5 separate regions of the Homo sapiens genome follow, and regions 1, 2, 3 and 4 are each linked to region 5. A link is a loop called in an ENCODE intact Hi-C map of the cell type or tissue named here. Cell type or tissue: Calu3. All regions are shown on one strand. Each heading gives the region's core, and the rest is flanking DNA. Links, peaks and the distances in the headings are about the cores only. Region 1 has its middle 44 kb from the start of AGR3. Region 2 overlaps LINC02888 (long intergenic non-protein coding RNA 2888). Region 3 overlaps LOC101927609 (a long non-coding RNA gene). Region 4 overlaps LINC02888 (long intergenic non-protein coding RNA 2888). Region 5 overlaps LINC02889 (long intergenic non-protein coding RNA 2889).

Region 1 (6,596 bases), core at 1,133-6,132, 600 kb before region 5:
CCACTATCTTTTTTGAGATCTCAAATATATTCAGTCAGAGTATAAGTTCAAGGCACTGACTTTCTTCACTCTTTCAGTCTCTGTTTGATAAACATGGCTTTTAACACCTAGCCTGAGAGTGAGCTTGAACCCCACCTCATCTTCCCACCCACTGTAGTTGATAAGCGGTCATGGCAGTGTCATGATAGTTGCCAACATTTGTACTGGAAAGAGGCCTAGAGGAGTGTCTCCAGTGACTGGCTTCCTGGCCATTTAACGTAAGTTTCACTGTTACTGTGCTTTGGGATGTAGTCTTCAGCTCTGCAATGTCAGAAATTTGGCATTATCCTTGAAGCTGGGTTTGAGGGGACTGATTCACAAACAGAACTCATGAAAGACAAATATGTAAAACCAGAATACTAGTTTATTACTTTACCAAGGAAAACAAATTACTTTCCAGTAAGGCAGGTTAAAGGAATTACCTTTAGAATCAGACCACAATGCCTCTGAGTATAACAACTTCTCTAGGTATTGGGTTAGTCAAATGGGAATGAGTATAATACTTACATTATGGGGTTGTGTGAAGAATGTTGGACAGAATGTAAGCAAGCGGTTTGTTTGGCGTAAAGGAAGTAACTGTTATGATCATTTATATCATTTTACAATATGATGTAGAGAGTAATTGATTAACTCCCAGGTAGCAGAATCGAGCTGGAACCAGGTTTTCTGACATGTGTTTCTACAAGAGCTTTGTGATCATGGATCTCAGCAGTTTGCTTCACACTGAAGGTTCTTTCCACGTCCAGGGCTGCCCGAGATTACCCATCACACTTTGCCTTATATGAAAGTGCAAATCTCACCTTCAGAACTGACCATTCAGCAGTTGTGAAGAAGTAGTTCTGGAATTTTTATCTCTCTTAAGTCATTTTGCTACTAGATATAAAATCTTCTGATACATTGCCATTTTATAGGGCAACATATTTTTTCTTAGTTCAATATTTGTGACTAACACGATGTGTGGCAGTTGTCTAAGTTCATGGATACAGTTTTAGAAATCCCCACCTCTCCCTTCTTTATTGCTTTCCAACTAATCTTATAGACATTTTTTCTTTAAAGTCTGCCTTTTTTTTTTTTTTTTTTTTTTTTTTTGACAAAGTCTCACTCTGTCACCCAGGCTGGAGTGCAGTGGTGTGATCTTGGCTCACTGCAACCTCTGCCTCCTGGGTTCAAGTGATTCTCCTGCCTCAGCTTCCCGAGTAGCTGGAACTACAGTCACACGCCACCATGCCTGGCTGATTTTTTGTATTTATTTATTTATTTATTTATTTTTTGAGAAGGAATTTTGCTCTCGTTGCCCAGGCTGGAGTGTAATGGCGTGATCTCGGCTCATTGCAACCTCCGCCTCCCAGATTCAGGCGACTATCCTGCCTCAGCCCCCTGGTAGCTGGGATTACAGGCCCCTGCCACCACACCTCGTTAATTTTTTGTATTTTTAGTAGAGACGGGGTTTCACCCTGTTGGCCAAGCTGGCCTTGAACTCCTGGCCTCAGGTGATCTGCCTGCCTTGGCCTCCCAAAGTGCTGGCATTACAGGCATGAGCCACCGTGCCTGGCCTAAAGTCTAGCTTTAAAGTCTGACTTCAGCTTTGAGTCTTGCAATAGATGACTTAGGATCTCGAAGGTGGCAGTAGAGAATAGTAGGAAGAAAGCAAGTGAGGATTCAGGAGATATGGTTCTACTCCTAGCTCCAACTATTCTGCACCTTGGGCCAATTGCTTTCTCTCTGTATGGCCAATTTCTTTACTTGTTAATTAGGAAAGATGTTTGCTTTACCCATATGGGAGAAATAAATGAAACACTATAGTGTGTTGAAAACTATAAAGTCAATGCAAATTATTGCAGAATGAGGTAACCCTGGCCTGGTTCTAGCCCTCAGCCACTCAGCCACTACCAAATCTTTACTCTTTCTGAGAGCATAATCACAGTCTCTAACTTTAAAGGGATGATGTGCACTCTACATTACAGCATTTTTGTAAGGTTCAAATGAAGGGGACAAAAGGACCTGAAAGCATTTTGTAAACTGCAGAATACCACATGAATGCAAAGGTGGCATCACAGGACTTTACTGCTTCCTTGCTCTGTGTCCTCAGGCAAATTGGGCACCTGTCAGGTCTCCAGTTCTTTACCTGAGGGCTTATGCAACTTTTAATCACCGCCTATTCAGAAATCTGTTTAAACTGACTATGTATATATATTTTTATGCAACTTTTAATCACTGTCTATTTAGAAATCTGTTTAAACTGACTACGTATGTATATTTTTCTTTTGTAAAAAATTTTAAGGCTTGTCAAGTGTATTTTTAAAAACAATAGTGATACTTCTGACTCTTAAATACCTTTCAAGTGCGTTATGACAGGCTTCTTCTACTCTAATGGCATTTGTTACTAATTGCTTCATGAAATCGTAATCCTTTGTTTATTACTTACAGAAATGATTTCCAGTCAACATTCTTTGACCCTAAAGTAAGTTAAAATTCCTAAAATATTGAACAGATCTTGACCAATTATAATTTGTTTTTTGTTTGTCAGAATGGGAGTGAGCCATGACTTGGATGGACAGGGCTAGGGATGGAGGCTCTGGAAGACGTTCTTTGAAGTATCACTTTCAGCTTACTCTTCTCACCAAAGGCCATCCAGCAGCCCTCTCCTCTTCCCCACAGCACACATTTTGCATTTGTAACCAGAGAAGGGAATGATGACGTGGTAGCATTGTCCTTTGAGTCTCATCTTCTCAAAGGCAGAGGTCACATTTTCTAGTGTTGTACCTAACCTAGTTTTTGTATAGTTAAAAAAAAAAATCAGGCAAGTTGTCAATGTGAAAAATCTTTCAGCCTCGTGTTTGTACACATAGGAGATGAGAAATGTTTTAATGTGAAAGTAAGAATAGTGGCAATTCATCTCCTTCCTGTTCCTAGGTTACAGCTGCTCAGTAAAGTTGGGTTGCATCTCAGGAACAGAGAGCAATTTATTTCTACAGCTGTGTGAAATGGGGCCAGCTTGCATCCATGGAGGCAGAGATGCCCTCAAGTTTTTGGCTTATTTTTAGTTCCCTTATATCAATGTATACACGTGTGATAATATAGTGTAGTGCATCCAACAGCATTTTTTAGGCCCCACATTTGGGATTTCAGATGGCAGCAGCAATTCTTATTTTTTGGTTAAATTTTGTGGAAGTCTAACAAATGGATTCTCTGAGTCATTGAAAGGTATGCTTAAAAACAGGTACTCTGTATAAAACAGCTGGTCAAGTTTTTGGATTAGAACCTTTCAATCAAGTAACATCTTGGGAGACTGTAGGAGCTGTACAGGCCACTTGGTGGTGCTCATGACAGGGCAGCTCTCTTCCAAAGGATATGAATCTTCACAGTTGTAACATTTTAGTTCTGCTTTACTGAACAGAAAGCGGTTCCATTCCAAATTTGATCCTAAATGCGAAACCACAGTGTGCTATAAAACATTGAACATTCCTGCAAAAACAGACAGAGGTGGAGTTTGTTTGCACAGATCCAGAAAAGTCTTCTGTCAACAACCTCTTCTCACAGAGAATCGTACATCTAATGTGTGGCTAAAAGGCATTTGGATATGTCAAGTCCAAGCAAACCGTAACTAGCATTCTAATGACCTTCTATTGTTAGATAAATGATAACATTATAGAATGAAGGTCACAAGGGAAAAGGAACATATTCTCTTCCTCACTCAGTAAATTTATGACAGCAAGGATCCAGAAATCCTAGGGAACACAGGCCAAATACACCTTTTGCATGAGGGGTCTATTTAACAAAATGAAATGAGCACAGCAGGGAAGTTTTTTTAAAAAACTTTGCTTTATTTATAAGTAAACATTGGACACCAAGATTTATATATCATGTATGACCTGTACATACCTTGAGGGCTGTTTACTGTACCTTGTCTGTCTTTATGTTGTTAGTTAAACAGTGAGTCATAAAAATGCCCCAATAACACATTTTCTATCAACTGTCCAGGAAAATCTAGTTCCTTTACCACACAGAAGCAAAAGTGATATTCTTTAAAAGGAAAACCAGATAATGTCCTTAAAAAATGGCTTCCCAATGGTTTATGATGAAATCCAGACTCGATTAGGCTGACATAACATGCCTCTTGCTCATTTCTCTGCCTTCATCTCTCAGAATGCTTCTCTCCATTCTCTGGGCTCCAGGGTCCTGATTTCTTGAAGCTCCTGCAACCTGCCTGGCTTCTTCTGGCTGCAGGATGTAGACACACGCTCCTCACTCTTCCCTGGTTTGCCTTGCCCAGGTCTGTCTCTGAACCATCCTCTTTATCCTCCAGTTTTCAGGTGAAGTGTGTTCTTCTCATAGAAGTCTTTCCCGTTGACCTTATCTTAAGTGGTTCCCTCGTTATTTCTGGACCTTTATTTGTTTTATTCATAGTATTTATCCAGTCATTAAAGTTTGTCCTTTGTTGTTGTTTACTTATTTTTAAAAGGAATTTTATCTGCTTGCATTCAAATTGTGACTCTAAATATTATGAATTAGGGACTCTGAAAATAATGTGACTTCTCTAAAACTCAGTTTTCTCATCTAGAAAGTGAGCTTACTATTTACCTGATAGGGTTGTTTGTCATAAAGAATTAACACACGAAAACAAGCAAAGTGTGTAGAACCTGTCCTAGTACATAATAAAATATCAATGCATATTAACTATTATTAGTGCTATTTTAATCAACACTGCATCTGGGTGGTAGAACATTCCTCCCTTGCTAATTGCACCTTCTTCTCTTTTCCTTCCTTTAGGGAGGGCTTCCCTGACTATGCTTCATAAACTCAGGCCAGGCCCCCTAGTATTCCATTCCCTGTCCCATTGCCCTGCTTAATCTATCTCCACAGTATTTAAAATTTTTTGTATATATTTATCTGTTTTTATTGATGATATCTCTTTCCCACTATAATTTAAGCTCCATGAAAGACCCTATATTTCAAGGGTCCAGTAGAGGCAGATATTATGCACTCAATGAATATCTGTTGCATTAGTAAATAATTGAGAAATCATTGTCATTATCACCATCATCATTTTTCCTCTCTAAAAAGTAAGCAGGGATTGTACCTGCCTACCTTATGTGTACATTCCTGACGTGAATCATAGTTCTTGGCAAAAAGTCCTCTGTCAATATTTGTCAAAGGAATGAATTTTTTCTTTTTTCTTTTTTTTTTTGAGACAGGACTCTTGCCCTGTTGCCCAGGCTGGAGTGAGGTGGCGTGATCTCAGCTCACTGCAACCTCCGCCTCCTGGGTTCAAGCGATTCTCCTGCCTCAGCCTCCCAAGTACCTGGGACTACAGGTGCCTGCCACCATGCCCAGCTGATTTTTGTATTTTTAGTAGAGGTGGGGTTTCACCATATTGGCCAGGCTAGTCTCAAACTCCTGACCTCAAATGATCCACCCACCTCAGCCTCCCAAAGTGCTGGGATTACAGGTGTGAGCCACTGCACCCAGCCTAGGAATGAATTTTTAAAATGTGAAAAAATTGTGTTTTGAGACTTTGCCAAAATCATACACACAGGAAATCTTAGCAATCAACACATTAGTGATTATCACTCTGTATTGATGGTAATTATGGTATTTTGTGGTTAAATCAATTTTATAAAGGACTACATCAATTTTTGAAATCCTGTTACTTAAATTTTATTTTGTTGCTTATCCTTGCAGTCCAATTCGTATACATATAAAGGCATTCCCTTTCTGTCTTACGTACTTCGAATGAGAGATGACACCATGCATATGGTACTTCTATCATGATCCAATCAGATTATGTTTACCAAGGACTTGGTACAATGTCCATACCTCCATCTTTATTTTTTTTCCCCTTAGTTTTTCAAATCTCTCAAATTGATTTGATATAAGTAATAAGTTCAGTCACTAGACATCTGTTGAACATCAAACATTTTCCTTTTCATCTTAAAGATATCTTGGCAAGTAAAATATACTTTTCTCTATCAACATTTTAAGGGATACCGCTAGCACCAAACAGATACCATTTCCTTTTACTCTGCAAAGACTGATGGAAGAATAAGAAGACACTTTCTTTGCCCCCTAGAACCTTCAGATCTATTGGTGGGCATTCAGATACCCACAAAAAGAGAGTTAAACATGTTAAGTGGAACACTGAAGGAGCTGAAGAGTCAAAAGAGGAAGTAGGTGCTAAATAGTTCAGAAAAGGAAGCAGTTCACTGGTTCTATTGACCACAGTTTGCCATTCTTGAACAGGGTTGCCAACGTCTAGTGTTTGTATTTTGTTGTCTGACTCTACAAGTTCCAGAACTTCTTTTATAAATGATGTATGGGCATACCTTGGAGATACTGAAGCTTCAGGTCCAGACCAGTGCAATAAGGAAATATAAAAAGTCAGTCACATGAATGTTTTGGCTTCCCAGTGCATATTGTATACACTATATTGTAGTATACTATGACTTCCTCCACTGAAGTCTTGAACCCCTCAAAGGTCATCCATCAAAGTTAGAATCAACTTCTTTCACACTCTTGTTAATGCTGATATTTTGACCTTCTCCCATGAATCATGAATA
Region 2 (6,596 bases), core at 941-5,940, 80 kb before region 5:
TGTGAGTCTCCTTAGATTTAAGTATAAAACAATCTTGTGCGGGAATCTTCTCTAGAATGAAAATGAGACCTGGAACCTGGGAATCAGGCCCCAATTAGGAGAGAGGTTGCTGCCAGGTCACTATGGAGTCATCTATGAGCTATGAATATGCAAAATCATGCAGACTGTTTGGAAAATTGAAGTCATTTTATATACTATCTGTAATTTAAAGAATTACTTCATTGTGCCTGATTTTCTAGAGATGGGATTATTACTTTGTAGGGTGGGTAGAATTTCTATTGTCTTTTTGGAACTACAGACTTAAGATAATACAGCCATCACAGTGGATTTCCTAGACCACAGTTCTCTTAGAGGCAGTGAGTCCCAGAGAGCAAGAAGAGCACATGTCTTGATCTTGGCTGCCTGAGAATCCTATAGAAGCTTATCATCCTTCTCCATTCCAAGACACACACAAAGCCCTATAGGAAATATCAAGATTGTTGTCTTTGGATGGTGACATTTCCTCTTTGGTTTTGTGTTTTTTGTGTTTTGTTTTTTTTTTTTTCTGAAAGGGTGAAAATGATGCCTTACTTTTTATATTAATAAGAACTCATGAAATACATGTATATTGTAAAAAATATAATTTACTACCAATACATCAAGGAAAGTGACCAAAAAGAGTTTTACTCTAGAAATGTTTGAAATGTAAATTGAAGACACTTAGCTAATTTTTTAGTGGTAACTTTGATAAAATAGGCTTAGGCATGGTTCAGACATGTTAAGATATTTTAAGAAATGTGGTTTAAAACATGCAACTTTTATTTTGCCTTCTATTTAATGCTACCTAGGGTTTCATGCTTAACTGCCCCTTCCTAGAGCTATGCTATTTCATAGAAGCCCTCCACTTGAGAATACATCTGATCAAAACCTCCAAACACTTCAGGTTTTCTCTAATTTTAATTTTTTTTTTTTTTTTTTTTTTTGGAGATGGAGTCTTGCTCCGTCACCCAGGCTGGAGTGCAGTGGCTTGATCTCTGCTCACTGCAAGCTTCACCTACTGGGCTCATGCCATTCTCCTGCCTCAGCCTCCCAAGTAGCTGGGACTACAGGCACCCGCCACCATGCCCGGCTAAGTTTTTTGTATTTTTAGTAGAGACAGAGTTTCACCTTGTTAGCCAGGATGGTCTCAATCTCCTGACCTCGTGATCCACCCACCTCAGCCTCCCAAAGTGCTGGGATTACAGGCATGAGCCACTGCGCCCAGCCCCTGTTATCTGTTTCTTCAAAGAAACATTCAACAGCATCATGAATGCTCTTAAATTTTTTCAGTGTATCAGGAAAACAAGGGAAAGCTTATTACAATATGATGCTAAAAATTCAGATTGTAATGTTGACAAAAAAAAGCCTACCATGACCTACAGTAGGCATGAGAAAAGACAAGGAACCAAAAAATCACTTTCTTCTCTTACACTAATCCTTGCAAACAAGTTAACACAGAAACAGCTTTAAGTTTAACAAAAGTAAATGACAAAACAAGCAATTGTAAGGTGTGTGTGTATATATAGGTATATATATCTTGCAATTGCCTGTGTCTATACCTATCTATATATATACATACCTATTCCCCTACATATATAGCCATATATATATTATATATATATATGTATTTTTTTTAACATATTTGGGATTTCAAAAGTTTGGGAGAGTATATATTTTATATATACACACACATACAGAAAATATATATATATAGAATATAATATATTCTAATCCCAAATATTTAAATGCTTTGCCTATCTTGCATGAGCAAAGGGATAAAAATGCCTTCTCTTTGGAGTCCTAGAGACCATGTCTCCAACTTTCATGTCCTGATGGGATGATGTCCTTCCACTCCTGTAAGAACCCTAGCTCTGGCACAACCTCAGCTGTGTATGCTTCCCTCCGTTTCTTTGAAATTTTGGCTTTCACACAGATCCCTGTAAACTTCAAAGGAAAAGGACAATCTTCCTACTTAACCAACTATTTGTCCATCTGTCCATCCTATGCCTGCCTTCTTTCTCCTCTTTGTTTTCCATCAACATGACCATACATTGAACACCTACAATATGCCAAGCGTTGCACTAGGTGTTTACAACATGCAGTCTGTTTTCCATGCTATCATCTTAAATACTCTTATTTAGCCCTCTCTCCTGAGGAGTACTGCCTTTAGTTTCCATGTCATTAGAAGCCTTTCTCTACCTCATCAAGCTCATCATACCCCAGAGTAAGATGGAGGTGAAAGAGTGTGGCATAGTAGAAAGAGCATGAACTCTGAGAGAATTATCCTTAGGCTTAAGCCTTGGCTTCTCTATTTCCTACCCATGTGTCCTTGGATGAGTTATTACTCTCTTTCAGCCTCAGTTTTCTCATCTACTATCTATCTGAGGGTAACAATACTTCAGAGCTGCTAGAGGAATTCAATGAAATAACATGTAAATTTCCTTAAAATATGCCCACAGCATGGGAAGCATTTAATGAATAGTAGCAATTCTAATATCTAAGTGATAGCTGCCAATTCATTAGATATGGGCATGTTCAGAATGGTCCATTGACTTATACTTGCCCCATTATGTATATATGAGGACAATAAAAAGTTGCCCAGTTGATTTTTTATTGCCCTCTTATATGTACATGCATTATGTAGACAGCCTGCTCAATGGGTATTTATTATAATAATGAAGTACACAGTCTAATGTTTCTCTTCATTTGTATAAGCTTTAAGAAAGCCCTGTTTTTTCAGCTTTTTTGGTACATAAATTCATGGCAGTTTGGTTATAATCCCCATCGTTTTGTTTGATTTTCCCTGCATTTCTTAAATTAAGAAATATCCATATATTGAGATTAGCTGTAACTAACTCATGGTGTTCCTTCCTTTTGCCATTTCCTCCCTTTCCATCTTCTTGTAATTTAAACTTTCCACATCCTAGAGTGAGAAATATGAGTCCCCAGTTTTTCCACAGCTTCAATAAGCAGGCTGGAAAATGTTTTAATGGACTGCTAGAACCAATGACTATTAGTGGCTTTCCCCCATCTTCCTGAAGGTTTTCCTGTCCAACCCTTCTCTCCCTTTCATGTCCTCCACATCTTATCAGTTGTAATGAATTGAACCCGTAGTAGCAGCGCTAGAAGAGCTGTTTCTTAGTTTAAATGGTAGTCATACTATTTTGCAACTAAAATTAATTTTATACTCTTTTAATGAATTCTTTATTTTCCTGTTCTGTTTATTTTGAAATGAAAACTCCTAAAATATTTTTCTCTGTACACCTAGTTGTACCCAGAGGAGACAAGAGATCTAGAAATATCCTTAATGCGTACCTGAATATTCTTTCTATCCCAATATGTACCCAGTTTTTAAAACATTTTTCCCATATGTAAGTGTTATTCAAAAGTTTTCCTAGAAAAGTCATATTCTGGGCATGCTATGTTTTTGCTGAAGTGTCTAGGCTTTGTTTTTGTCCTGTCGGGGATATGACTTGTGAGTTTTCCTTTATCTGTGAGAGAAAGTTGACCTTTTGTGCTAATTCCATTTCCTGGTGAGTCAGCCTTCTTTCTTTTGGGCTTGCCTATTGCTCAGTGCCAACTCTTACATTCCACTAATTCAGCACCTGTCCCTTCTTAAACAGGTTGTTCAAACCCCCATGCTAGCCCCATCTTTGACCCAGTGACTTCTTTGGGTGGCCAGTTATTTAATTTTTCAAAGCCTCTGTTTTGACATGTGAAAAAAAATAAAAATAACATTATCCTAGCAGGGCATATTAAATAATGCAAATGAGGGTAGCTACCAATGATAAATTTTACTAGGAAGGAGGTAATGCTGAAATAATGAGAATTTATCTTATCATAAAAATTTAACTTGTGGGCAGCTCCAAATAAGTAGCAATTTCCCTTTTCTTACTATTTTCCTCCAGGAATTTGGGCTGAAATTATTCAGGATCCATTTTCCTTCACGTATTTCCATTTCAAAAATGGTAGAATGGAAAGGAATAGAAGTAAATTTGAAGGATTTTCAAAGCTTACTTAGGAGTTTGGCATGGAGAGGGGAAAGCTGTCACAGCTATTGATGAATTTATTCAGTAACTACTGAGTGCCTACTCAGTGCTGCATCACTGTTTCTATATGGAAAGGAACTATCCCTCTGGGACAGTGTTTCCTTAGTGGGGTTAGCAGTCCAAGGAGCAAAGCATATGTGTGTTTCTATAAGCAATGGAAAAAGGATACTCCAAGAATCCTATATATGTAGCTGTTTGCTGATTCCAAGAGGGCAGCTAAGACTTTTTGGAAATAGGAATAGGAATCAACCTAGCACAATGCTTTGCATGTTGTAGGTGTTCAATATGTGGTCATATTGAGGGAAAAAAAGGAGAAAGAAGACAGGCATAGGATGGACAGATGGACAGATGATTAGTTAAGTAGGAAGATTCTCCCTTAAAGATATGTCTCTACTCTGCCAATCTTTGTTAAAAAAAGAAAAAAAGAAAAGAAGATATTTAAAAGTAGAGAGTTTATATGAAGTCTAATTAGAAGGTCTTGTTACACTCTGAAAGAGTGCCAGAATATCAGAATATGAACCACAAGATCATTATTTTCTTTTTCTTAACTTTTTTTTTTTCGTTTTTGTTTTTCTTTTTCTTTTTCTTTTTTTTTTGAGATGGAGTCTTGCATTGTTGCCCAGGCTGGAGTGCAGTGGTGCAATCTTGGCTCACTGCAACCTCCACCTCCCAGGTTCAAGAAATTCTCCTGCCTCAGCCTCCCTAGTAGCTTGGATTACAGGTGCAACCACCATGCCCAGTTAATTTTTGTATTCTTAGTAGAGATAAGGTTTCACCATGGTGGCCAGGCTGGTCTTGAACTCCTGACCTTAGGCGATCTGCCTACCTTGGCCTCCCAGAGTGCTGAGACTGAATTTTATTGAAAGCCGTTTCTGCATTTATTGAGGTAATCATGTGTTTTTCATCTTTAGTTCTGTTTATGTGATGAATTACATTTATTGATTTGCATATGTTAAACCAACTTTGCATCCCAGAGATGAAGCCTACTTGACTGTTGTGGATTAGCTTTTAGGTATGCTGCTGGATTCGGCTTGCACGTATTTTGTTGAGAATGTTTGCATCAATGTTCAGCAAGGATATTGGCCTGATGTTTTTTTTTGTTGTGTCTCTGCCAAGTTTTGGTATCAAGATAATGCTGGCTTCATAGAATGAGTGGGGGAGGAGTCCTCGCCCTGCAACCGACCCAGTTTTTTTGGAATAGTTTCTGTAGGAATGGTATGAACTCTTCTTTGTACATCTGGTAGAATTTGGCTGTGAATCCATCAGGCTCTGGGCTTTTGTTTTTTGTTTTTTTTTTTTTTTTTTTGGTTGGTTGGTAGGCTATTTATTATTGATTCAATTTTGGAGCTCATTATTGGTCTGTTCAGGAAACCAATTTCTTCCTGGCTCAGTCTTGGGAGGGTGTATATGTCCAGGAATCTGTCCATCTCTTCTAGGTTTTCTAGTTTGTGTGTGGAGAGGTCTCTATAGTAGTTTCTGATGGTTGTTTTCATTTCTGTGGGGTCAGTGATATCTCTTTCATCATTTCTAATTGTCTTAATTTTTTTATTAGTCTATTTAGTGGCCTATCTACTTTAATTTTTTTTTAAAAAACAACTCCTAGATTTGTTGATTTTTTAAATGGTTTGTCTCTGAATTTCCTTCAGTTCAGCTCTGATTTTTGTTATTTCTTGTCTTCTGCTAGCTTTGGGGTTGACTTATCCTTGCTTCTTTAATTCTTTCCATTTAATTTAGGTTGTTAGTTTGAGATCTTTCTAACTTCTTGATGTGGGCATTTAGTGCTATGAATTTCCCTCTCCACACTTTCTTAGCTGTGTCCCAGAGATTCTGGTATGTTGTATCTTTATTTTCATGATATTCAAAGAACTTCTTGATTTCTGCCTTAATTTCATTATTTACCCAAAAGTCATTCAGAAGCATATTGTTTAATTTTCATGTAATTGCATGGTTTTGAGCGATTTTCATAGTCTTGACTTCTATTTTTATTGTACTGTTGTCCGAGAGAGTGTTTGGTATGATTTTGATTCTTTTTACATTTGCCGAGGATTGTTTTATGTTTAATTATGTGGCCAATTTTAGAGTATGTGTCATGTGGTGATGAGAGAGTGTATATTCTGTTACTTTCCAGTGGAGAGTTCTTTAAAGGTCTATCAGATCCATTGGTACAATGTTGAGTTTAGGTTCTAAATATCTATTAATTTTATGCCTTGATGATCTAATATTGTCAGTGGAATGTTAGACTCCCACAGAATAATAGTGGGAGACTTTATGTCTCTTTGTATAGTAGGTCTCTAAGAACTTGCTTTATGAATCTGGGTGCTCCTGTTTGGTGCATATATATTTAGGACAACTATGTCTCTTAGTAGAATTGAACCCTTTACCATTATATACTTTGTCTTTATCTTTGTTAGTTTGAAATCTGTTTTGTCTGAAATTAGAATTGTAACCCCTGCTTTTTGCCGTTTTCCATTTGCTTGGTATGTTTTCCTCCATCCCCTTTATTTTGAGCTTATGAGTGTCATTACACAT
Region 3 (6,596 bases), core at 680-5,679, 290 kb before region 5:
AAGTGGGTATATTATTCTATCTCTTATTATATGTGCTTGAACTTTTTCATAAGTTTTTAAAAACTTTTGTTTTCCTCAATCATCACCTTCCATCACTTTGAACCTGCTCTTCTTTTGCTTAAATGCATCACTGTCCCCTGCATCCCAACTTTCTGGGACACTCACCAGGGGAAAACAGAGATTGACATGTGAAGCTGAGTCAATTCAGTTGCTCATGACATAAGTGGTTGAGTAGAAGATACTGGTGCCAAGCCAAACATTTTTTTTTATTTTTTTGAAACAAAGGGACCATCTATATTTTTTAAAGAAAAATAAGAGAGCTGAGTTATCCTGCCACCCCACAATGTTTCCAACTTTGTGACTCTCTAAAAAGAAGACAAGAGAACATCCCAAATCCACGGTTCTGTTGTTTCCTTTTGTGAACCACCTTTCCCTTTTCTCATCTACTTAGAAACCATCTACTGAAGCTTTGAGATTCTGCTCAACCATCATCCTGTCTGTTGTATTCCTGAATCTCTGTCTCCCATAGGCAGAATCAAATACTTTTTCATTGAAATTCCTACAGGACATTATACCCACTTGCTTTTTTAGTACTCACTGTGGAATATAAGTTATTAGTTTACATGTGTTCGGCATTGTGCTGATGTGGATGGAGAACTAACTTAGGTCATCTCCCCAAAACTCTAACCTCTGAGTTTTCCTCTCCCTCCTTTCCTCTCCTTCATACCCCAATTAGCATAGTGTATTGGAAAAAGTGGATGTTCAATGAAAGTTTGAAATGAATCAGACAGAATCTAATTTCTTCATATTTGTTGCTCCTTTTTTCTCCTAATATTCATACATCAAGTCTTCTTTCCTAATCTCCCCAACCCAAAAGGGCTCCTTCTTCTGAACTCACAATTTTTTTTTTTTTTTGAGATAATGTCTTGCTCTCTTGCCCAGTGGGGAGTGCAGAGGCACAATCTCGGCTCACTGCGACATCCGCCTCCCAGTTCAAGCGATTCTTGTGCCTCAGACTCCTGAGTAGCTGGGATTACAGGCATGTGCTCTCAGACCCGGCTAATTTTTGTAATTTTAGTTGAAACAGGGTTTTGCCATGTTGATTAGGTTGGTCTCGAACTCCCGCCTCAAGTGATCCGCCCACCTTGGCCTCCCAAAGTTCTGTGATTACAGCATGAGCCACTGCGCCCAGCCCACAATTTTTTTTTCCCTTCATAGCACAAATGTCATAATCTGCTTTGATTTTGGTGTGATGTATCCCATCTCCTTTCTTGTCCAAGACTTTTGAGAACAGTGATCATGCCTTTTCCTCCTGCTACTTTCTATACTTCTTGAGTGCACTTGATAAATTTGTTGAATTGAATATTTGAGTGTAAAAGAAATGAGGAGAATCTCTCTTTCTTATATGAGATCAGCAGTACCAAAGACTTGAAATCCAAGATCTCTCTAAATGATTTCATGAGCTCCATTATTCACTGAGGGAATAAAGAGGTCTGTGTAGGCTACCACACTTGACAACATGAGTACTCATGCAGTTCTTTAAGGTTTTCAGAATTATGCAACAGACTTGAACCATTTCATTACTTAATTCTCACAAAAACACAATAATTAAGGACTTGTATCTCCATTTTAGAGTTGAAGAAACAAGTTACATTAGTAGCAGTTTCAGAGACAGAGTTAAGAATTTTATCCCAAGCCTTTTTGTGAATCCAACTCCATTGTCTCCTCACTCCTAGATGCCTGTGTATAAATGAGAATGGGCTTAGCCCGTCTAATACTTCTCACCCATTACAGGTAATTTAAAGAAGCATTATAGCAAAGGGAGTTAGGAAAAATCTTCTGAAACCAGATTGTGTTCAAATTCTGGTTCTGCCTAGCTGTACGACCCAGGACAAGCCAATAATCACTCTAAAGAGGGGGCAAAAAATTACTTCAATCGCCAGTACTCTGCACTATATGTAATGGTTTGCTTTTATTACTACTTTGAATATTTTTTTAAAGAGTAGAGCATATGCAATATATTTTGTATAATGGGAAAGGAAGAAGTATTTAGTAGCTTTTTGAGATCAATTTTTGAGACTAGTTCTAAGATATTTATGGCATTCACATCTAAAATCCCTTTCATATTCTCTACAACCTTTCCAAACATACTTAGTTTGCAAAATCAGATTGGAAATTATACAGGAATAGTTTTTCTCATAGTATTTCAGTACTTTCAGTTCCATTCCAGCTGGAGTCTAAAATATCATAGGATGCAGAAATGTAAAATTATGTGAAAACAAAATAATCCAAATGTATTTTTTATCCATTTTCAAAAAACATGTTTTTAGTTCACATGTGGAATAAACATAAATTATGCTATTTATTTGATATTATTGGAATATGAATTAATCATCTCAATAACTGGGCAACACACTGAGCACTATGCTGATGTCTGGTTGTGAAATAAAACTAGCAAAGTTATAAACATGGATATAGAATTTATTTAATCATTGAGTCTATAAATATCTATCTCATATGAGAGGTGGTGCTATAGAAAAAGCACACCTTTTAAAAGTACTCCACATGGGGCTTATACCTCCTGGTATAAGGAGAAATAAAATAAGTGAGTAATCACATCCTTTATGATGGATGCTGTGGAAGGAATGCACAGAGTGATATGAGCTGCTAGACTGGGAAGCAGAAGGGTGACTTTACATAGGGCTAATTTGGAAAGCAGCAAGAGGGAGTGGAAAAGACGAGGCAGAGACAGAGGTCTTATGATGGTGACCCTTGAGGCCATTTCACAGAATTTGGTGACACTGTATTATGAAAAAATAAAGAAATATCAACCATAGAGAGATGAATTACCAACAGTATTGGGTTTTCTTTTTTCATTTTCATGCTCACTCTACGTATATTTTTGTTCCTATCAGTAAAATTCTTCGTTTGGTTCAAATGTAGTTAAAATAGCTTAGACAAAGGTCAACATTGTCCAAGATTCACGTGGTTGTATGTCCCTTTTTTTCCTTTTGGCATAAAAGTGCTACTCATATTAAAAATTTTTGAATAAATAACAGAAATTAAAAATAAAATAAAGGTCACCCACAATCCCAAAACCTAAAAGTGAATGTTATTAATATGTTGGTCTATTCCTGAAGCAGGTTTGTTTCCAAAGTCCTGTTTGCGGTTATCTCACCTTTGTGAAATGAGGTTAAATAAAGCAGGCAGCAGATTCAGTTTAGAAAAAAGACAAGTGGCAGCAGAGGTCATACTGATACTCAGAGTTCAGATAGTAACAGGCATGCTTTGGCTTAAAAGTTACAATTCATCAGCAAAAAATGTTGTGGTCAGAACAGTATTGCCAGAGAAGTGTTTTGATTTCAAATATTGCTAAATCTTATCTCTCTGAGTAGTTGTGTCAATAAGAGATAAGGTCCTGCCTCACTTTGGAAGTAATAGCTTTAAGAGAAAGAGACCCTCAAGGAATGAGCCTTGTTCTGATGGGCAGAGGCTCCCGTGATGGGTGGTGATGCTTTTGGCCCTGACAGGGTCCCAGCTGGGCCCCAGTCCATAACAAGGCCATGGCAGGGAATATTATTCATTCATATCATTTGAGACCCAGTTTTTCATAACGATCAACATCATATTTCCTCTACCTTCTCTCTCTCCAACTCTCAGACTTAGAAGCCTATAGGTTATAACCTGCTTTTTGAGGCAGTACTGAACTTACAGACCTTAGAACCACCCTCCACTAGACAGTGTGAGACTTGTGCTTCAGGGGCTCAGAACACACAACATGTTCGTCACTTCAACCCTAAGAACAAGCAAAGACATTGAAAACAAAGTACCAGCAGACGCCAAGTCTTTTAACAAGAGGAGTCTATCCATAGCCACTCAAATAAGAATACGCTGATTTGAAGAATCTTCTGCTGGGAACCGGGGATGGGAAATTAGAGGTAGAGATGATTAGACCACTCTTAACTGTTCTCTCATTTTTTCATTTTACACAATAATGAGACTTTTCCCTTTTGCAGCTCCTAGTGTCAAAGAACTGATTAGACTGAATGATGAACATAGGCTAGGGGAAATTAAAGTACATTGATTTTATCTCAGGAATCACTTGGAAATTATTTCTTCCAAGTATGTATGTATGTGTGTGTATATATATATCTTCAAAATTATATATAGTATATAATATATAATCCAAGTATATATATGCATATATATGTACATATATATTCTATATATTTATCTATTAGTGTGGGTGTGCATTCATTATTGTAAATAACAATTCTGTATCTTTTTCATTAAACATAAGCATCTCTCCATGTCATAAATTAATCCCCAAAAACACCTTATTGAATGACTAATAATCTATCATCCAGATATATCATAGTTTGTTTAATAAAAAGTACCCTATTGCCGAACTTTCAGTTGGCTTTCAATGTTATAAATGATACTATAATGAACATCCTAGAATATTTATCTTTTTCTAGTCACTATTGGTTTTTTAGATTAAAATCCTAAGATACAGATCCAGTATGATCAATCATTTGTAGATTTGTTAAGTTTCTTGACCTGTATTGTCAAATTGCTCTTCTCACTAAACCCAGCAGCATTAACGATCTTTTAAAAAATATTTACTGGCGTTACTTTTAATAAAATTTAAGGTATCAGTCAGAGTCACTTTTTATTTTCCTATTTCTCTTTATTTCTATCTTCTTAGGAGGTAGGGAGACCAAAATAAGACTTGCAAAAAATTATTAACCACAGCTAAAACACACACACACACACACACACACACACACACACACACGCACACGCACACACACACACACATGAGCACGTAGTTAAAAAAAGGCACACAAGGTTGGTCTATGTGTTTATTTTTCAGAAACATTGTTTTCTTAGGACCATTCCAGTGACCTTGGTTAATACGGCTTTTGAATCCCGCATGGCCAACTTTGACTATTTTCAAGTAGAGAAATTCCTAGAACTTATTTGGATACTAATACACTTGAAACAATATGAACCATGGGTTAACATTATGCATTTAAACTACGCAGAAGAGGTCAGGCATGGTGGCTCACACCTGTAATCCCAGCACTTTGGGAGGCTGAGGCAGGAGGATCACCTAAGGTTAGGAGTTTGAGACCAGCCTGGCCAACATGGCAAAACCCCATTTCTAGTGAAAAAATAAAAATAAAAAAAGCAAAAATTAGCCGGGCGTGGTGGCGGGCACCTGTAATCCCAGCTACTCGGTAGGCTGAGTCAGGAGAATTGCCTGAACCTGGGAGGCGGAGGTTACAGTGAGCTGAGATCATGCCATTGCACTCCAGCCTAGGTGACAGAGCAAGAGACACCGTCTCATAAATAAATAAATAATAAATTACAAAGCAGAATGTCAGAATAGTTTGACTCAGGGAATAATGTAGAAATAGCATGGTTTAAACATTTAGATTTACAATCTACATTGTGCTTGTTTCATTTAACTATTTCTAAGTGAAAATAATTTATCCTTTGAAATATTTTAGAAACATTTCGTTTTACTAAAATATGTAATAAATTAAAACTTCATTTTGTGGGATTCAGCTGAACTGGTAAAACAAGTTCTTTTCTATAGCGGTCAAATCAGGCGCTGTTTTACTTCTAACAACATGTTATCTTTTTCATATTTGTCATTTCCTTTGTGGAAATTGTAAAAGAGATTGACCAACTTTTCCCCATAATGCTCATTTTCCTCACTACCTACCTATAATTTATCTATTTTTATACATCCTTCTTATTTAAAATTTAAATATTACAAACAAGGCCACCGTACCTTTGACAATAATCCTAAATTCCAATCCCCCTTCACAGAGCCAATAATTGCTACCAGGTTAATGTGGATACTTCTACACTTTTTGTTCTATGAATTTGTAACAATCAATAGTTAACAATGAAAATATATAGTGTTGTTTTGTGTTCCTCTTTTATATAAATGGTATAATAATACACTTACCGTGAGACCAGAAATCTAATTGTTTTTCCTTAACAGTGCCTTCTTTCTTTTAACTGCTGCATTATATCCTATATTGCATCATCTAGCAATCTCTCTATACATAGACATTTAATTCTCTTCCAGTTCTTGGCTGTTAGAAATAAGACGGTGCAATGAACAAGCTTGTACATGCCTCTTTTTGCACCTAAGCAAGTAGCTCTAAGCAAAAATAATGCAAATTAGAAATTCTGGGCCATAAGTTATGAATATTTGTATTTTAATAAATATTCTACAAAATTAATTTCAAAATGGTTGTACCATTTTAGTTCGCGTCAGTTGATTATGAGAGTACCCATTTTCCAATACTTTAGAATAAACTCGATTTTGTTAAGTCTTTTATTTTTTTCTAATTTAAACAGTTGAAAACAAGTGATGCTGGACATCTTTGAATACGTTTATTGGTCAATTATATTTACTCTTTTGTAAATGGCTGTTTTATTTTCTTTGCTTTTTTTTATCTCATTGTATGTGTATTTTTATTTCTCTCTGGAAGGTCACGTGTATTCTGGCTACTAATCCTTTGTCTATTATATATGTTGTAAAATTTTCTTCTACTGGTTTAAAAAATTTTGTT
Region 4 (6,596 bases), core at 778-5,777, 120 kb before region 5:
TTGAGCCAGCCTTGCATCCCAGGGATGAAGCTGACTTGATTGTGGTGGATACGCTTTTTGGTGTGCTGCTGGATTCATGTCCTTTGCAAGGACACGGATGAAGCTGGAAACCATCGTTCTCAGCAAACTAAAACAAGAACAGAAAACTAAACACCGCATGTTCTCACTTATAAGTGGGAGCTGAACAATGAGAATACATGGACACAGGGAGGGGAACATCACACACCGGGGCCTGTCGGGGGCTGGGGGCTAGGGGAGGGATAGCATTAGAGAAATACCTAATGTAGATGACATAGGTATTAGGGTAGATGGGTGCAGCAAATCACCATGGCACGTGTATACCTATGTATACCTATGTAACCTGCACATTCTGCACATGTACCCCAGAACTTAAAGTATAATTTAAAAAAAGGTAGTAAGATGATAGATTTAAACCCAAATATATTTGTAATTACATGAAATGTCAGCAAAGTAAGTACTCTAATTAAAAGCTAAAGATCGCCAGATTGGAAAAAAAAAAAATATGCTACTTTCAAGAGATTTTCCTTATATAGAAGAATATAGAAAAGTAAAAGAATGGAAAATGTATAACATGCAACCAATATGAAACAAAATAGAATTTAAGGCAAGGAATATTATTCAAGATAAAAAGGGAAGGCTGGGTGAAGTGGCTCACACCTATAGTCACAGCACTTTGGGAGGCCAAGGCAGAAGGATTGCTTGAGTCCAGGAGTTTGAGGCAAGCCTGGGCAACACAGTGGGACCCCATATCTAAAAATAAAAAATAAAAATAAATTTTAATGAAAAAATAGATTAATGGCAGAGCAGACTTGAGAGACAAATGGTTCTTGCAATAAGCGACAGCGGTATTAAGATGTATGTTCAGGATCTCATTGGATAGAGGATTAGGAAAATTTCTTTGTTTTAATGTTTCTTAGTAGACCTTTTTAGAAAGAAGGGCAGTGTGAAAATAATATCCTAAGAGCTCATAACGGCAAATGCCAAGGTTTGTGTGGTGTGTGTGTGCGCGCACGTGTGTGTGTGTATGCATGCCTGTGTAATATTATGAGATAATACAAGGGAGAAGGGTGATTCATGGAAAGAGTGGACGAAGGTTTCGAAAGCTACCGAGTGAGAAAAGGTCTGATGAGTATTTATTTAGGAATTATGATGTCACTGGTGACCTTAGCAGGAATAGAATCTGTAAAATGCTAGGGGCAAAACGGGGTTACAGGAAGGTGAAGAGTAGACAGAGACTTCCTTTTCCAACAGTATTGGCAGAGTAAATATCCTGAAAATCTATCCTGCTACAAAGCACCTAAAAGTAGTAGATACAAAATGAAAAACACATTTAAATGCATGCCTGTGTTGGAAAGAGTAAGGGAAACCATTGGAGTTATCAGAGGCTAAATGTTCTGGGAAGGACCAATTCAGAGAATTGTAAGCAGTGAAATCATCTATGAATTCCAGGGGCCTGGGGCTTCAGTTGTGACACAGATCAACTCAGGTCGGCACAATGGGAGAGTTAGATTCAAATTCTGGAACCCATAATGAATTACATCTTCAGTGAAACTGCAAATTAGGAAAAAAATAAAAATTAAAAACAACCTGCCCTGAATGAAGAAACAAATAAAACTGGTGAATTTTTTGAGCATCTTGTGAGAATTTATAAGTCGGAGCTAGTCCTCAAATGGCCCTAGGTTAGGGTCTGTGATGGTTAATTTTGTGTGTTAATTTGACTGGATTGAGGGATACTTAGATAGCTGGTAAAGCATTATTTCTGGGTGCATCTGTGAGGGTTTTCTGGAAGAAATCGGCATTTGAATCAGTGGACTGAGTAAGGAAAATCTGCCTTCAGTGTGGATGGGCACCATCCCATCAGCTGAGGACTAGAATAGAATGAAAATGCAAAGGAAAAGCAAATTTGTTCTCCTCCTTCAAGCTGAGATACCCTTCTTCTCCTGCTCTTGGACATTAGAACTCCAGGTTCTCCAGCCATTGGACTCAGGCACTTGCACCAGCAGTTCCTGGGTTCTCAGGCTTTTGACCTTGTGCTGAGAGTCATACCATCAGCTTTTCCGGTTCTCCGTCTTGCAGATGACCTTCTCAGATTTCATAATTGTGTAAGCCAATTCTCCTAATAAATCTCTCTTATATATCTATCCATCCATCCACCCATCCATCCTATTAATCTCTGTACAATTCTGACTAATACAGGATTCCCTATCTCACCGACTGCATTGTCTGAAAAAGACTCCTGCCACCCTAGATTTGAAGCTTCCTTAACTGCCTGACAGAAGCAAATAATTTTCTCTAGATGAATCAACTGTCAACCTCAAAGAACTTCCATTTATAAAGTCCCAACATTATCCCAGAATCTAAAATTACAAAATGAAAGAAGAAATAGGAGTCAATTTCAGTAGAAACAATAAACAAGAGAATCAGCCCTAGATAATGAACTAGTTACATTTATACTACAAAACTGGTATTTAAAGTTAAAGAAAAAGAATAAAGTTGGAAAAGAAAGTCACATACATGAATGAGGAAGAAGTGACTATAAAGATGACTAGGCAGTTCTAATAAAAACTAAAAATAGGACATTCAGAAATGAAAATTACAGTACTTAAAATTAAAAATTCAATAGGTATACTGCTTAGCCTATTAGACATGACTGAAGATAGAATGACAAACCTAGACTATAAAGCTGAAGTAGTTGGCTCTAACAGAACACAGAGAAACAGAGGGAGTATAAAAGCAGTAGAGAGACATAAAAAATATTTGTAAGATACAACATATATCCAAATCAGAATTCCACAAAGAAATATCAGAGAAATGAAAGAGAGATAATTTCAGAGGGAAAATGTCTGAGCAATTCCAGAATTCCAGATGACATGAATCTTCAGATTTAGAAAGCAAAACAAATCCCAGTCTTCACTGAACTGTAGAACACCAGTGAAAAAGAACTTTTAAAAATCCAGAGAGAAAAACATTGCCTCCAAAGAAATATTTACAGTGATAGCTGAATTCTAAACAACAACAATGGAAACCAGTAAACTGTGAGATCATATTAAATCCATGAAAAAATGCTTATAGCTACATATCTAGAATTGTAAAATTGTATGTCATTTTTAGATTAAAAAAGATCAAGAGAGTCCTCACAAACATCTTTTCCCTACAGGAGCTTCTAAAATATATATTTCAGAAATAAGGAAAATGCTTTCAGAAAAACTGAGTTCAAGAAGAAAGGGTGAGCGAAAATAAAGTGGTAAATGTGAGTAAATCTAAACAAATGTTAAATATAATACTCAATAATAATGTCTAATTTTAGAGTATATTAATTTTTTATTGCTGTGTAACAAAGTACCACAAATTTAGTGGCTTAAAACAATACAAATTTATTGACCTTAAGTTTCCATGTGTCATGAGTCTGGGCACAGTTTAATTGGGTTCCCTGATCTGGTCTCACAGCCTGTGTTCTCACCTGGATGGCCACTGAGGAAGAATCCACTTCCAAGCTCATTCAGGTTGTTAGCAGAATTAATTTCCTTTAAGCTCTACACTGAGGGCCCAGACTTTTTGCTAGCTGTCAGCTGCAGGCAGGCCACCCCATCCCATAGACCTTCTCACAGTATGACAGCTATTTTCTTCAAGCCACCAAAAGGATTTCTCTCCAGGATGTATATGATAAGTAATTATTAAAGTGGCATCCTATCACTTCTATCATATAAAATAACTTAAGGGAGTGATGTCCCATTGTCTTTGCCGTATTTCATTGGTTAGAAGCAGGGCACAGGTTCTGTCCGCACTTAAGCAGAGAAAATTGTGCAAGGGCGTGACTCATAGGAGGTCACTTTAGGGCGTGCTCACCGCAGAGAAATTGGAGAAACAAAAACAAGACTAAGTCAGAAAGGTCATGCTCAGAGTTAAAGCATGCTAAAGTCCTTGTAGGAAGTGCAAATAGACACAGATTAATTATAAACTGTATTAAGCTGGAAAGGAAAGTACAAAATAAGATGGTAGGAATTAATCAAAATACATCAGCAATCTTAAAGACACAAAACATTTTTAAATAAAAGGGTAAAAAAATATATTGTGGCTATATTATTATCAGATAAAATAGACCTTCAAGTAAAAAAGCATAATTCGAGTTAGAGGATGACTACATAATGACAGAGTAACTCTCTAAATTACCATCTACCAAATTTCACAATTCAAAATTGTATATAGTAAATATTAGCAGAGATTCCTGAATCATCGTGTGTGCTTTTGAGACACAGTGCTTGGCAATTCAGAAGTTAAATAGACAAAATCAAAAACGTATCTTCTCACAAAAAAACAGTAATACATAAAAAATGTTAAGACCACAACATACTTGAACTAATTGCTGTACGTAGAATAAAGCATGAAACAATTAGAGACAACAGAATTAAGCACATGTGACACTGACCATATAAGTATATAAGAGCCACATAATAAACTATAAAACTAGTGTTAACCAATATGAAAGAAATATTTCATAATATGTGGGCCACGTTCTCTAATCACAATAAAGTTTAAAACCAGTGATGAAAACATTATGAAAAAGCTCATATATTTAGAAATTTAAAAACAAACTTCTAAATAATACATCAAAATAGCATTCAAATGGATATTAGAAAACGTTAGAACTAAACAATTATGAAAAATTCTATATATCAAAACATGGAATACAGATAAAATAGTGCAGAGAGAAGTTTATAGACTTTCAGAAGGGATGAAAATTAATAAAGTAATCATCAATGATTTAGAATAATATTGAAAAAATAAATCCAGAAAGCAGAAAAAGAAGATAACAAAAATAAAAGCAAAAATTAACAAAACATAAGAATATGGAAAATTAATGAAACTACCTCTGTTCTTTGAAGCAGTTAAAATCTAGATGTCTCTGACAAATTAAGAAAAAAGGGATAGATACAATATCGGCAAATCACAAGAAAACAACTTCAGAAGGACTAGAATGATAGCAGAATGTTATAGACAACTTTTAATTATAATGACAACTTGGATAAAATGGGCACATTTCTAGAAAGTTATATTTTGCAAAAATTGACTTATGAAAGAATTAGAAAACCTGTGCAGTCCTGAATCATTGAAATTAGTTAAACATTGAAGTTAAACTATCTTTTCACATAAAACTGAAGTCCACAGTTTTATAATAAATTCTGCTAAATATATTTAATGAGCAAATATTCCAATTTAACATAAACTCTTCCAGAAAATAAAAAAAAAAAAGACACGTTCCTCTTTAAGTTGTTTAATGAGGCCATGATTGTTATCTTGATTCCAAAATCCAATACAAAATATTAGCAATCTAAATGTAGCAATGCATTAAACACACACACAAATTACTAAATTGACTTTATCCAAAAAATAAAAGGCTAATTAGCATCAAAACTATTAACATAAATTAACAAAATAATGACAACTTATAAAATCATCTCTTTTTGCAGATGAAAGTCAATATTCATTCACATTAGAAACTCTCAGTGAACGTGGAATAGAAGGAAATTCTCATAACTGGCAAAAGAGTAAATACAAAATTCTCAAAGGAGATATCATATTCATTGGAGAGGTGGTAAAATCATTTTCTTTAAAGGAAGGAACAAAAGAAGGATGCCCACTATTACCATGCATATTCAACATTGAACTAAGGATGGCAGAAACCACATAAAAAAAGAAAGAATAAGAAAAGAATAAACAAAATTCTCATTATTCGTAGAAGATATTATTGTTTACATAGAAAAACCAAAGAAGGCTACAGACAGATTACTCAAATGTATAAAAGAGCTTAGCTAAGTGACTAAGTGATGATATAAGATCAATACACAAAAGTTAACAAACAGAAAATGTCATTTGTAGAACCAAACATAGATAATTAGGGATTAATTTAACAAGAGATGATCAATCATTTCATGGAGAAATTTTTACATTTTGAAATATATTTTAAAAGATCTAAATTGAGAGATACACAATGTAATATTTTAAATATGCCAATTATCCCCAAATTAATATATAGGGTCAATGAAATTTCTTCCAGAAACCTAAACTGAATTTTCCTTGAAATTTGAGAGTGATTTAAAGATTTGGGTAGAAGTGGTAATGAGTCAAGACATAAAAAATGAAGTGTAACAACTTACCCTAGCAGATATCATGGCTTCTTTAGTGCAGAAATACACAAATAGACCAGTAGAAGTGAAGAGAGAGCCCAGAAATAGACAATGCTTATGGAGAAACAATATATGACAGATGCAGTATTGCATCTCATACAAAAATCTGTTCTAAATGAATTAAACAATTCAATGTAAAAGTCAAATTTCAAAAAGTTTAGATGGCAAAGTAGGAAAATATCTTTATGACTATCAAGTAGGAAAGGATTTAACAAGCAAAAAAAGAAAAAAAAATGAGTTGATGAATTTGACTCCATTAATATTAAGAACTTCTAGTCAAAACACACTAAAAATTGAGGGGGTAGGGAGGGAGAGCATTAGGACAAATATCTAATGCATGCAGGGCTTAAAACCTAGATGATGGGTTGATGAGTGCAATAAACCACCATG
Region 5 (6,596 bases), core at 529-5,528:
CCCATTTCTGATTTAAAATTTTTGTTAGCATCAGGATGAAAAAGGATGTTATTTATATGCAAAAACATTAATCTACCTAAAACAGCTATTTGCTTGCTTAAGAGAGGAACTGTTAGGCAGCCCATACATTAAAATCTGGAATAGACAAAGGATGCTCATAATCCCAGTATTTTGAATTTTTCTAGGATTTTCAACTATTATCAAAATATAAAGGAAAAAGAATTTTGCTAGTCTACCTAGAAAATTCAAGATAATCAATTGAAAAGTTATTAGACTACATAAGAAATTTCAGTAAATCAGATAGACACCAGATAAAATCAAAAGAGCAATCACTCTTTGGCATGTCAGCAATAGCTGGTTAAAATATAAGATAGAACAAAAATAGTAGACAAGGACGACAAATATATAGAAATAGTCTTTTTAAACAAATGAGCAAGAACCATGAACGTCCTTTCTGAGTTATTCATTTAAACAACATGAACAAATGGTGAAATTTTCCCTGTTCATGGATGAGGAAATCGACTATTATTAAATGTTAGATCTTTTCAAATTTATAATTGTGAAGCAATTACACCAAAATGTCAAGGGGGCTTCTTTTGAAATATTTCTAGATTTAATGTGAAAGAATAAATGATGAAGAGTTAAGAGCATTTTGAAAAGGAAGAGTAATGGGAGAAGAGAGTTTAGCACTACGAAATATTAACATGTTATGAAGCTCTAACGAGGTGAAGAGCACGGTACTGTCAAATACGTAAGAATCAAGAAAGTAATAAATGAGGCCTTCCAAATGAATGAGAAGGAGATTTGTTTGAGAAACAGTTCCGAACAATTCCAAAATAATGATAGTAAAATGTAAAAAAACACCAAATATTATAACATAAAAAATAAAATTAAATAAGCAAATTTGTCACTCACAGAAGAAAAAGAAAAGCATAATAAGCTCAAAAACAAAGGAACAGATTACTAGATTTAAAGATCTAAAATTTTTTATTTCTGCCCATCGTAAAACCTCAGAAACCTAAATAGTAAAAACAAGCTGGATAAAATATATACAAGATAATTCAACTAAGAGCATGAACTGAACATTCAGAAAAATAAAAATACATATGGCTAACACAAATAATGTTCACCTTTAATAATCAAAGATATAGTAAAATTTAAAGAAAATGGCATACTTTTAGTTCTTTAAAATAGTTAACATTTTAAATGATAGGCCTAGCCAATAATACATTCTTTGTTCTTATGTTTTCTCAGGTTGATTTGGAAGTTAACCATTCAGTAAAACTGAGCTGCCAAGTTGTAACGAAAGCAAGTCTCGTACAAAATTCTCCCACACTTACAGTTATATAAACATTCATTAACAAGCAGGCAAAAAACAACCTGTACTGTAGTTTCACTGAAATGCCAGCATTGTCCTTTTAAGTGATCAGCCGCCCCACCAACATAAAAAAATAACTGAAACCAATTATGACAGCCTTCCAGAAGCAGGGCCTAGTACCCTGATAGTTAGCTCCAGACAACTTGAAAAATTCATAAATCAATGGGTGGCCACAGGACCATTTAGGGATCAAGCCTTGGGCACTATTTTAAGGGTATGGTAAGGCCTCACTGGTTTCTTATTCCATTGGCATATAAATATGCAGAATGTCTCTAACATGTTTTTAAAGAAATCATTTCTCCTGAAAACTTAAAATTTTGCCAAGCAGTGAAATTATCCTAATTTATAAGTCACCCACTTCACCAATACAAGCAAATTTCTGCTCAATCTGCTAATTTCCATACGGATTGCTAATTGAAACACAAAAAACAGAAGCACTTCTGTTAGCCTCCTGTGGAATATGGACTTCCTGATCAGAACTCCAGCTGGCTTTCTTTGGACTTCTGTACTATTGATTAGCACTTGGGTAATTGCTTAACCTAAAGAGATCTGCATAACCTATATAAAGGGAGTTATAAACATTGAATACCAGATGTTTACTCTTCTTCCACATGATTCCTCTTCTTACCCTTGTATTTTCTATGCATTCTGTATTTCTATGGAGATGACTGGAAGTTCCGCACAGTTCTGGCTCTATTCACAGTTCAGGTTACATTCAGCTTAGGTCCATCAACACTTATTTTGGTAAATCACAGCAAATGTCAAATTCTTCAAACCAAAAGAAAATCCCCAGTCTGTACAGAGTGATAATTATTTCTTTTTATGAAAATTTCTTACATACTCTGCTGAAAAAGATTATCCTATTTTTATGTTTTTGATGGTAGTCTAGTGTTTCATAATCTCAAACTTATTTCAACAGCCTTACCTCATTGCTCCCAGAGCCAAACAAGGTCAATGAGTAGTCGTTGGCAAGATACTCTGCATTGTTTACAATGCCGCAGCTATTTGCAATGATACCTGCCCATGTCGCCATCAACCTCAGGCTGCCTGCATCTTTGCCAGCAGCCGTCAGTGGAGAGAGGAACTAGTACTTCAAAGGTCTCAGTACGGCTCATAAAAGAGCAGGGGGTTGACCCAAGCCAAGATGAAGATTGTATATTTGTCAGTTATGTTTGACTATTTTGACAAGCTAATCCATAGAAACTCAAGATAACTGAGAGGAAGTCTACATTTAATAGCCCCAGAGAAGGCTACAGATAAATGTAAAAGAAAACTAAAGATCTCCAGGGGAAAATACTTAGTATCTCCTCCCCATCGTAGAAGAAAAAAGGGAAACAAGCCAATAGTACCACTTATGATTTAAAGAACTGACCACATATAACAAAAATGTTAAATATCCAGGGAACAAAAGTGAAAAACTGAAGGAGGGAAAGAAACCAAGCATTCAAAAGAGATGATGAGTAAGGCGGTGACAAGCTAAAGGCACTGCAAGTCTGGGGCACACTGAGTGTGAGAAGAAACTCTGAAGGGTTTAACAGGAAACCAGGATTTCCAGGAAACTAGAAGCCAGTTGAAAATTGATGCACATTTCAAGCCATTTCAAACAAGAAAAGGGCGAAATTAAATATGGGTTCAAAGGACAATTATACATCCAAAGGCCACTGCCCCAACAACTTGGAAATCCTTATACACCTAGATGAGAGTTCTTTTGCAATTCCTAGATACTAAAATGTTATCCACCCCAGTAGCCAGTACCTGGCTGCAGAGAACGTGAAGCTATTATCAGATTTTATGCTTATACCCAACCTGTTTCAAAAACAATATAAGGTTCCCTACAACAATAAAATATTGCAACATGAGAAGAGAAATAATTCAGGCAAAAAGACAAGGCAGAGCTTATGAAACGAAGCCAAGAAAAAATAACACACAAATCTTTACCAAAACATCTGATAACAGTAGTTCCCAATGTTTTTTAGTATGAGGTCACTTTTTCTAAAATCAGAAATTTTCATAGATCACCCTCAAATGACAATATGCCCCCCACAGCCATGATACCCAACAATTCTATTTACACAAGTAGACATTGATGAAAAATGCAATAAGCTACAATAAATTCAGTTATGTGAAATTGTATTTTATGAATCAGAAGTGTACCGATATGAATAGTAATAAATACGTAAATATTATTTTATTTCATAACAATATTGGAGATCCTTATCAATTCATGGATCTCTGCAAAAACCCTAATGCCCTGATTTAGCCATTCTATTTGTTTTCTAAAAATCTTTGCATCCTGTGTCTTCACAAATACAATGGAAGTTTTAACGGAAATTCAACAGGGAATAAAATGTGCCATTAAGACCTATTTTACAAACTACCACCAAAAGAACTTTTGCTTGGGGTCTGTGGAAAAGGCCCTTTATGTCTTCAATTATCAGTTTCATTATCTTCACAAATAGACAGCCCCCTGCCCAAACCTCCACAGGTACACAGTGACACCCAATTTCATTTAGGTACAGTCATGTGACTGTTAGTCAATGAGATGTACACAGAAATGGGGTGAGCAAATCTCCACAAAGCAAGCGCTGTGTGCTTTGCCTCCACTTTTCTTGCTGGGTAGAATGCAGACAATACTGACAAGGATCATACCCTTGGGCAGCAGAGGAAAATAGCTGGATGGAACCTGGGACTTTGTGAATTAATGGAAATTCTTTATTAAAATTCTGACTATTGAAGTTCTTTTTAGAATAGAACAAACTGTTTTTAAGCCATTCTTAATTTTGTATTTTTGCTGTCACATGCTTTCAGATAGTAATTTCTAGTTAATACTGTCTCTTAACTATCAAAAGTGTTCAGTTCTAATATTCAGTCTTCACTACTCCTAGAAAAATCACATACAATCAGAACGAACTTTACTTCCTGTAACTTTGCAGTCTCATTTCTTGTCCTTGTCATTAGTTCTTTCTCTCCTTTCCCTGAAACCTTAGACACTAACTCTGATACCACCTTGCGGGTCTCATCTTGATTATGCCTTACGGTAATTTGGGCTTAGCTTTCCAGATCTCGTATATAATTGATGTGTGCGCTGGGATTTGTTTTCAATAGAACTGGGTTATTTTTCTGTATATTTCCCCCATTTTTTTTCTTGGTTTTTACCTTTGTTTTACTGGAGCAAATCTTCAGGTAACCTCCTTACAGAAGTACATAAGAGAAAGTTTCTGAAAGTCTGAAAATAGCTATATTTTACCATCACACTTGATTGCCAAGTGACTAAGCCTAGAATTTTTCTCAGAGCTTCAAATGCATTGTTTCATTGCTTCTCAGATCTTGTATTGTTGGTGAGATGTCTGATGTCAATCTGGTTCATTTTAACATTATGAATCATAAATATGGTTGTGTTCACTACATCCTAATTATAAAGTTTTAAAAAAATTTCTTGTGTTCTGAAATTTCAGATATAAATTTTTTCAGCATCCTGGGAACCCAATGGGCCTAAAGAATTCTGGTGCTTTAGTATTAAAAACTTTTCTTGTATATTTCCATTGCTAACTTCCTCCCACTCCAATTCCCTCTCTTATTTCCCAGAATATTAGGTCAATGTCAAGCTTCTGGGATTGAACCTCTATGTTTATCTTTTTAAAATTTTTTTCTTTTGTCTTTTTTCTCTTGTTCTGATTTTCTTAGTTTCATCTTCGTAACTGTCTGAATTTTTGCAATTGCATCTTCAAGACAAAATATCTTATTTTGTTCTCCATTGTTCTTTTGTACTTTTCTAGTCTTATTTTTCGATGCAATATCCTCTCAAATTTTCAAGCTAATTGCATAACTAGGTTCTTTTAACATTCTCCTTTTTCTGAATTATCTGTTTCTTCTAAAGTAAATGTTCTTGTTTTAGTTATTTTGTGCTGCTGGTTTTATTTATGTTTTTTGTTATCTTTGGCTGTCTTCTTATGAAGAAGAATAGTGGACTGGGTTGATTTTCTAGGATATAAATTATGAGTCCCCTCTGCTGTTATCTTTTATTTCATGGTGAGGTCTTTCAAACAAATATGGGTGGACCTTGTCTACTGGCAGGCTTCATATTGGCGAGGGCAATAAAGGAAAATGAATTTAGGCTGAAGAGGGGACAGAGCCTCCAAATGCAGAGATGAGGGCTTTATTCCCGGAAGACCTAATTTTATATCTGTAGTTCTTGATGTCTTTGGAGAAGAGGCTTTAGATTTATTTTGTTGTTACTCTTTCATCTTTTCTTTTTAAGTGTTAGGCTGCCTAGAAATGCATGAGCTCCACCCGTACTTTTTAATGAGTTTTGATGCAACTATGTAAAAATTGTTATTTTTTGGCTTCTGGAGGGAACAATGTTTAGACACCTTTTAAGTGCACTTAAAAACATTAAGAAGTAAAAATAAACATTTCAAAGAGCTGAACATAAATGTCATCACAGATACTGCCACTAATTTACTGATTATTGATCACAGGAATCCATCCTGAGCCAGAGGAACAGCAGCACATGGTAAAACACAAACAGTCCAAGGTGTACAAAAAAGCCTTCAGAACATCCACCTGCAGACTGAACACCACATGTTATAGTTAGGAGCATATTTGGGGCTTTGCTAGTTACAAAACTCCATTGGGTTTTCATAAATACACTTTATACTCAAAGCCACTGGAGTCAACCATATAATGACAAGATTGTCTGGAACTGAATGTAATTTATTCATATTGTTTGCAAGGGGAAAGTATTGTACTTAAAATAATTATACTTGTAGTTTTAAAGGTGTTTTTGGGTATCACTATATTTCACTCAGAAAGAGTAAAAGCAGAAACAGAAAAATTTTAAATTGGTTTCCTGTATAATATCTATGCATATACACACAAAACTCTGCAAATGTGTTATTTTTACTTTTCTTTTTATTTTTTGAGACAGGGTCTCTTTCTCTCACCCAGGCTGGAATGTGGTGGTGTGATCACTGCTCACTGCAGCCTCAACCTCCTGGGCTCAGGCAATCCTCCCATCTCAACCTCCCAAGTAGCTGAGACCACAAGTGTGTGCCACCACACCCAGCTAATTTTTGTATTTTTTTCGTAGAGACAGAGTTTTGCCACATTGCCCAGGCTAGTCTCGAACTCCTAGGCTCAAGTGATCTGCCCACCTCAGCCTTGCAAAATACTGGGATTACAGGTGTGGACCACTGTGCCTGGCCAAATGTGTTATTTT

Evidence for each region. Peaks named below come from ENCODE experiments on the same cell type or tissue, not always from the same donor. Only the 100,000 strongest peaks of a DNase experiment are listed, where the experiment ranks them.
Region 1: it touches region 5 in a loop (2.4-fold over the local background); 4 of 110 quality-filtered maps call a loop at or near these places.
Region 2: it touches region 5 in a loop (3-fold over the local background); 4 of 110 quality-filtered maps call a loop at or near these places.
Region 3: it touches region 5 in a loop (2.2-fold over the local background); 3 of 110 quality-filtered maps call a loop at or near these places.
Region 4: it touches region 5 in a loop (4-fold over the local background); 6 of 110 quality-filtered maps call a loop at or near these places.

Annotation. Positions count from the first base shown.
Region 1 is chr7:16,923,115-16,929,710 of GRCh38, forward strand. No RefSeq gene overlaps it. Among named protein-coding and RNA genes, the nearest start is that of AGR3, 44 kb to the left of the region's middle. RefSeq lists an enhancer at 6,290-6,339. In Calu3, for the core only: a CTCF peak has its summit at 3,342 (motif pointing right); DNase peaks (open chromatin) are centred at 3,367 and 5,227.
Region 2 is chr7:17,441,331-17,447,926 of GRCh38, forward strand. The region is part of intron 1 of LINC02888 (long intergenic non-protein coding RNA 2888); the gene reads left to right. All of the region lies in intron 4 of LOC105375172 (a long non-coding RNA gene), which reads right to left. Among named protein-coding and RNA genes, the nearest start is that of LINC02888, 70 kb to the left of the region's middle. In Calu3, for the core only: no CTCF peak of the experiment used is centred there; a DNase peak (open chromatin) is centred at 3,561.
Region 3 is chr7:17,236,591-17,243,186 of GRCh38, forward strand. The region is part of intron 6 of LOC101927609 (a long non-coding RNA gene); the gene reads right to left. Among named protein-coding and RNA genes, the nearest start is that of AHR, 59 kb to the right of the region's middle. In Calu3, for the core only: no CTCF peak of the experiment used is centred there; a DNase peak (open chromatin) is centred at 3,247.
Region 4 is chr7:17,404,858-17,411,453 of GRCh38, forward strand. All of the region lies in intron 1 of LINC02888 (long intergenic non-protein coding RNA 2888), which reads left to right. Among named protein-coding and RNA genes, the nearest start is that of LINC02888, 33 kb to the left of the region's middle. RefSeq lists an enhancer at 558-1,757. In Calu3, for the core only: no CTCF peak of the experiment used is centred there; DNase peaks (open chromatin) are centred at 1,084 and 3,844.
Region 5 is chr7:17,522,130-17,528,725 of GRCh38, forward strand. The region is part of intron 1 of LINC02889 (long intergenic non-protein coding RNA 2889); the gene reads right to left. Among named protein-coding and RNA genes, the nearest start is that of LINC02889, 33 kb to the right of the region's middle. In Calu3, for the core only: no CTCF peak of the experiment used is centred there; a DNase peak (open chromatin) is centred at 2,412.